Linked DNA regions of Homo sapiens: region 1 is linked to region 2. A link is a contact called in ENCODE Hi-C or POLR2A ChIA-PET data. All regions are on one chromosome and are shown on one strand. The core of a region is the stretch at or near the end of the contact, and the rest is flanking DNA. Distances in the headings are between cores, read along the strand shown.

The links. A loop is a pair of places that touch in the nucleus more often than their neighbours do. ChIA-PET counts read pairs that join two places held with the same protein, here RNA polymerase II (POLR2A). Pooled maps may share reads with other maps.
Region 1: a pooled map shows a loop between it and region 2 (4-fold over the local background). The contact joins two enhancer-like sites. A Hi-C loop is called at or near these places in 1 of 50 pooled maps. POLR2A ChIA-PET finds 5 or more read pairs at or near these places in 3 of 52 experiments (AG04449, AG04450 and BJ).

The regions. Positions count from the first base shown.
Region 1 is chr11:9,904,865-9,908,126 of GRCh38, forward strand. The region is part of intron 16 of SBF2 (SET binding factor 2); the gene reads right to left. All of the region lies in intron 1 of LOC101928008 (a long non-coding RNA gene), which reads left to right. Among named protein-coding and RNA genes, the nearest start is that of LINC02709, 150 kb to the left of the region's middle. RefSeq lists an enhancer at 1,144-1,728. Within about 2 kb of position 1,252, at least 7 of the 41 ENCODE cell types and tissues checked have a DNase peak (open chromatin) inside an H3K27ac peak, as active enhancers do.
Region 2 is chr11:9,801,058-9,803,939 of GRCh38, forward strand. The region is part of intron 32 of SBF2 (SET binding factor 2); the gene reads right to left. The region is part of intron 1 of SBF2-AS1 (SBF2 antisense RNA 1); the gene reads left to right. Among named protein-coding and RNA genes, the nearest start is that of LINC02709, 43 kb to the left of the region's middle. Within about 2 kb of position 1,339, at least 7 of the 41 ENCODE cell types and tissues checked have a DNase peak (open chromatin) inside an H3K27ac peak, as active enhancers do.

The DNA.
Region 1 (3,262 bases), core at 2-2,501, 100 kb after region 2:
ATTAAAAATTAGTTGGGTGTGGTGTCATGTGCCTGTACTCCCAGATACTTGGGAAGCAGAGATGGGAGAATCACTTGAGCCGAGCAGGTGGAGGCTACAGTGAGCCATGATTGTATCACGTGGCCTTCCAGCCTGGGTGACAAAGCAAGACCCTGTCTCAAGAACAAAACAAAACAAAAAACTATCAGTAAATTTCAAAATGTTTTGAATCATATAGACAGAGTTGTCAGCTCACAATGCAATTAAGTTAGAAATCATTAATGCATGTAAAATACTTAAAATTGTACCTGGTACATAGAAAGTACTCAATAAATGTTATTATCACTGAGGCTAGGAAATGCTTAGCATATCACACTCTATTGTGATTATCTATTTACTTGTATGTCTCTTCACTAGATTATAAGCAATTTAATGGCATTTTTATTAAGAAGCAGTTATCAATATTTATGGCAAGTTGTTGAATGAGTGATATGCCTTTTTGAATGTCATACAAAGCTGAAAGAACAGTAGAACAAATGATCTTACTAGGTCTTGGATTTCCAGAATTAACATTGAGCGTAATCAGGATTTTCCTTTGAATAACGATTTTCATTTACTCAACAAATATTTATTGAGTATCTACTATGTGCCAGGCATGCTGTAGCTAATGAACTCAGGAATCTCTTTATCCCAGGAGGAAATAGGGATGACAAATAAGAACACATTTTAAAGGGATGAGATAAATTCATGGCTGAATAAGATACATCCTTAAATTAGAGGACAATGATGTTCTTTTATGATGTCTCTGTGGGGACCTTTGTTGGAGCCCAGTTACTGGTTAGATAGATTTTTAAGTCAGAACAAGTAATCTTTTGTTTTAAATTCAAGAACATGAGTTTTACATATAAAAAGAGTGACTGTTAAAACTCAGTAGCAGCTCTCCCTCAGTCAAACCTCTGGAAATGAATGTGTGTGAGAAAGGAGAGGGAGAAAAGAAATATGAGTCAATGAGAACTTCCTTCAAAGAGAATATTAAAATCAACTAAAATATTACTTTGAAGGCAGTCATTACCTTGGAGTCGTGTTTAGGTTTTTATTTTAAAATACAGTCAGGCCATGTAGGAAAACACCGCACCTTTTTCCTATGTGGTATCTCTGCAAGGTCTCCATCCTCTCTATGGATTATATATAATAATCCCAGAATGCAGCAAAAAGTATGAATCATCTTTTTCTTCCTGACTTATTCCTCACCCCCTTAGGACACTGCTATGCACAAGAATGTCATCTGTGTCCTAGCACATCTGAATTTCTTTAACAGAAATGCCTTGCATGTTTCTGAAGACTGTCATGAGGCCCAAGGCAATAAAGTTCAACAGACTTGAGCTGTAATCTTCTCCCAAGGAAATGGTTGGGATGCCAAGATGCCTTTTGACTTTGATTTCACAGCAGGGCTTCATTTGTAATGACACTGTCCAAACTTTAAATGACAACAGCTGTGATATGAAGCCCTACACACTCATTTATAATAATTTTCCACAAATTAAAAAAATTAAACAATGGGGAATTTCAATCCATGACCAATTAGCAGGGAACAGGCAATCATAAAACATTTAGACTAGTGGGCACTATTTATTATCTTACAAAATGTTTACTCATTGTAGTGCATGTCTCAAACCTGTGTGCTGCTCAAATGCTGATTGCAAAATATAAATAAAAAATTCTTTGCAAATCACGTTAGAGACATTCTAAGTTAATTAGGTTGAAAGAGGGAAAAAATTTACAACAATAAGTCTACAACTATTGACACAGCAACCGCATTCCAGAATTGTGTGGTTATCTGTTGGGGAATCAGTCCATAAATACACAATCTGAAGTCCCCTGTGCTTTGGCCAAATAATAGCATTGTAGTAATAAACATACCAGACATTTTATAAACTTGCAAGGTCTTGAATACTGATACATGTTTTATTCTGAACTTTGCTTTGTAATTTACCTTTAATTTTCCTGCTACAATTGAAGAGTGAGCCCTGCAATCTTAATTTCCCATTATCCTCAATTACTTCGTACTTTTAACCTAGATACCTTTGAACTGTTGTTGCCAACATTCCAGTTTGATAAAACTCTGGAATCTCTAAAAAATGTTATATTTAAACATTAAAGAAAAAACTAGATTGAAAGGAACAATGTGTTACAGAACTGACTTTCCTTTAGAGTTTAGATTAGACACAGCTCAGAAAAAAGTTTTTTTGAATTGCCCAAAACACTGAAAACATTTGCATCTTCTACATAAGGACAAAAATTAAAAACACAAATTCCTCTCTGTATCACATTACTCTCCTATTCAAAAATTCAGCTATTTTCTGACCATTATAGAATAATGACCAAACTCTTCTGCCAGGCTTATTAGCCCTTCTCGGTACGGATCCACCTCTCTACCCACCCGACCATATGGGCCCCTGCCACAAGCTGCTGCTTTAGTCAACCTATTTTATTTATCACCTTCTATTCCACATCATACTTACTCCTACCATATCTAATACGGTTGAGGAAGCCCATCCATGCTTTGGTTTGTCATTTACATGCTTTCTCCTTGGTATTTTCATATGCATGCCCCCATATTTCTCCCTTCTTTCCAAGTACAATGTTAAGCAAAAAATAGGCAAAAGGATTTTTTTATTACAGTTTCAGCTTCAAGTTATATTTTAACATTAAATAAACCTACAAAACCATAAAGGATGTACCACAGTTTTGAATACCACTGTTATTTATATGCACAATGACTCCCATTGCAATAGAAGGTGAATGCTAGGCTTGACAAATAATATCAAGCTTTATTTTAAGTTATTTGAGTGAATGGACCAAGTCACTTTTAACTTTATATGCCTGGAAACTAGAACACTGCACCTGGCATATGGTAATAATTAGTTAGCACTTATTAAGTGTTTACTAAGTATCACACATATTTGAAGTATGAATTTACAGATATTATTTCATTTAATCTTCACAACATCTCGATTAGATAGGTACTGTAATTATGTCCTTTTTGTTGATAATGAAACTGAGCCTCTCAGAGGTTAAATTATTTGCTTGCGATTATATAGCCACAAATGGCAGAGCCAGAATTTGAACCTGGATAGTCTTACTCCAGTATTTGTGCTTGAAACCTCAACGTTCTCTTGCCTCTCAAGTAAGATACTGAACTGAATATAAAAATGGAGTCTGTGGAAACATAATTCATGAAAAAGAAACCTTCTAGTGAATTATAAATAATATCCTCAAGAGA
Region 2 (2,882 bases), core at 89-2,588:
AGCCTTATTATATTATGTAGAATTGGGAATGATAGGTATTTCAGCTAATAAATTAATTCTATGTCAGCATTTCCCTAAGTATGGTGATGAATAGAGTTTTAGGCTTCTCTCAGGTATCATCTGGATTTTGTTGTTCAAAATAATTTTGTATTTATTTTGTTGCAGGTTAAAAAGTATACAGACTTAAAAGACTAAACTGCATGAAGCATTTTAGTTTTGTTTTTCCGTTATGGAGTGAAACTTGCCAACTTCACTTATTTATAAGAAGAGAATCTGAAATGGAATTTGGAGAAACATGAATTTATAGGGTCTTTTTTTTTGCCCATGTGCCATTAAGTACTTTGTAAAATTTAAAGGCCTATAAAAATAAGCTATGACTCAAACCCCTGGAAAGATCAACATTTTGGAAGTAAAGTTTAATACATTAAAACTGGATTCTGCTTTCAGAATTATAAATATTGAGCTACAAGAGACACTATACATCAACACGTGAAAACCTGGATATGGTTAAACAGACCCTAGGAGAGTGTATAGCTAATATTAATTTTTGTTATTTCACAAATTAAGATTTAACAAACATTGTGTGCTTTGTGTTACATCCTTCCATATTACATGGCCTTAAATATTAAGCTTTGATGCAAAATTGCCTTGTTATAAAACAGATTGGATTATGTTCATTTTTGCCAGTTTGCAGTTGAATAGGCAGCAGACAGCAGAAACTCTTGAATATACCAACAATCCATTAGCTACAGCTATTTTGCCAATATTACTGGATAAATTTTAGAATAACCAACCTGTGTGGGGGCAGCTTAGCTGCTCACATATGTGCTCACAAGGAAGGCTCATATCTTCAAAAGGCAAATAGCTTTTTTCTTTGGGGTAGGACCTAGCATAGTGCTGTCATAAGGTAACCATGAGGAGAATCACATAAAGCCAGACCAAAGTGAATCAATTTACAATTTGAATAAACTTTGAAATCACAGTAAAAAATACTGAAAAAGTTCTAAGATGCCCTCAAAGATTTACTCTAATGCCGAAATAAAGGGGATGCTTTCTTCACGTTTTCATTCATACTATTCATGTTTTCTCCTGATATTATATTTTAAAAAGAAAGTTTACATAAAAATTTAATCTTTGTATATTGGATTTTTTTTAATTTGGCTCAACTATTTTAAGAAAAGGGAGTCCTGTAATGATATCATTTGAGCTAAGCCAATTTCTTTTAGAAGCAAAAAATCTGCCAGATGTTGCTATTATGAAACAGTGAGCTAGCATTTATAATTCATTTGACACCTGGATATACTGGCGTAAACAATGGCTTTTTATATGATGAGGCAGTTCTAATTTAAGTTCAGTGCTTCATCTGTTTTCTTGTAACTTTATTAGTACTAATGGACAAGCCTAGGCATATGTCCATGGACTGCCTTTTGGCATTCAATGTTAGAAATGGTTAATAAGCAGGGAACACATTCCATCTGGGAAAGCTTCACTTGCTGCTGTGTAATTTTGAACCTGTTTTTTTGATGTTTCTGGGCCTAGTTCTGTTGTGTGTCCCTGAGAGACTGAGGGCAGCACTAATTCGAATTATCTGGTAAAAGCCAGAGTCATGTAAAGCACTAGTGTTCACTTGAAAGGCATTCAAAGAAGGCATTTTCTAATGCCTAAAACCAGTATGTCGAAGATGATGAAACACTACCTTATAATTAAGTCAGCAAGAGTCAGAAAAACTATTTGCTAACTATAGTCTTCTTAGATTCCTCTGTTTTTGAGTGAATAAACAATCCCTTTTCAGCACAAAATAATTTGCATCACCAAAGCTGATACCTCTGGTAGCCAAGCATGCTTTACTTACTGCAATTAAGGTCATATGCTTGCTTTGCTATGACTTGTCTGCACTTAGGTTATTATGTATGAGGTATTAAGTGAAAGGAGGATTCAGGCAAATTCTTAAAAATTTATGTTTTAATTTAAAAAATTTTAATTTGGCACAGCCAGATTTGAAGTCATACTGATAGGGTCTCTAGATCCTGAACAATATTACTTTTTACAGTTTGTGAAGCATTCACCTACAAATAATCGAACTTTAATTAAAAGTTAACTTCTGTTTTTGATTTCAGAATCAACTGGTTTATATAAAACATTTGAATTTTAACTCTTTACTTGAAAAAAAAAACAGATGAATCTTAAATTCAGCTGATTAGTAAATAAAACAAAACAGCAGAAATTAAGCATATACCCCAAATTGTTTTAATTAACTTAGCCTTTTGTAGTTTTAGCATCTATTGTATTCTAAAGATAATAGGAATGTAAGTTATGCTACATCTTAGTGTATGTTAAATTGCTTTAATCATACCACTTAAGGGGTACTCACAGAATACAGGTTACCTTCCAGCATCTAGACCTCTCCCACTCCTCCCCCCCAGCCCCATCCCCAATAATAAAATAGAAGAATTTCATTCCAAGTAAGGATTATTGTACTTGGGAGACAATGATGTTCCCATCTTTGAGGACAGTGTATCTTACATGAGAACCTCCTATCTCTTACTGATTGTGAGTGGATTATTTCGCTGACCCTAATGTTTAGGTGTGCAGAATTCTGCAAGTTGAACATAGAGATTTAACATATTAAGTAGTCCATTTAACTTAAGCCAGATTTGGCTGTACAAGCTCATTCCCCTGGAATCCTCCCACATTAAAGGAATTTTTAAGAGGTAAAAAACCCAAAAGGGAGTGGGGAGAATGGGAGGAAACACAGCACTGGGCCAAAGCAATTCAGCAAATTTTTGAAAGATGGAAAATAGAAGGAAGAATAGCAGTAAATGATAGAAGAGGAGAAGCTATACTGGGATTCCTGCCAGGAGGAAAATGATTTGAGAAGGTAA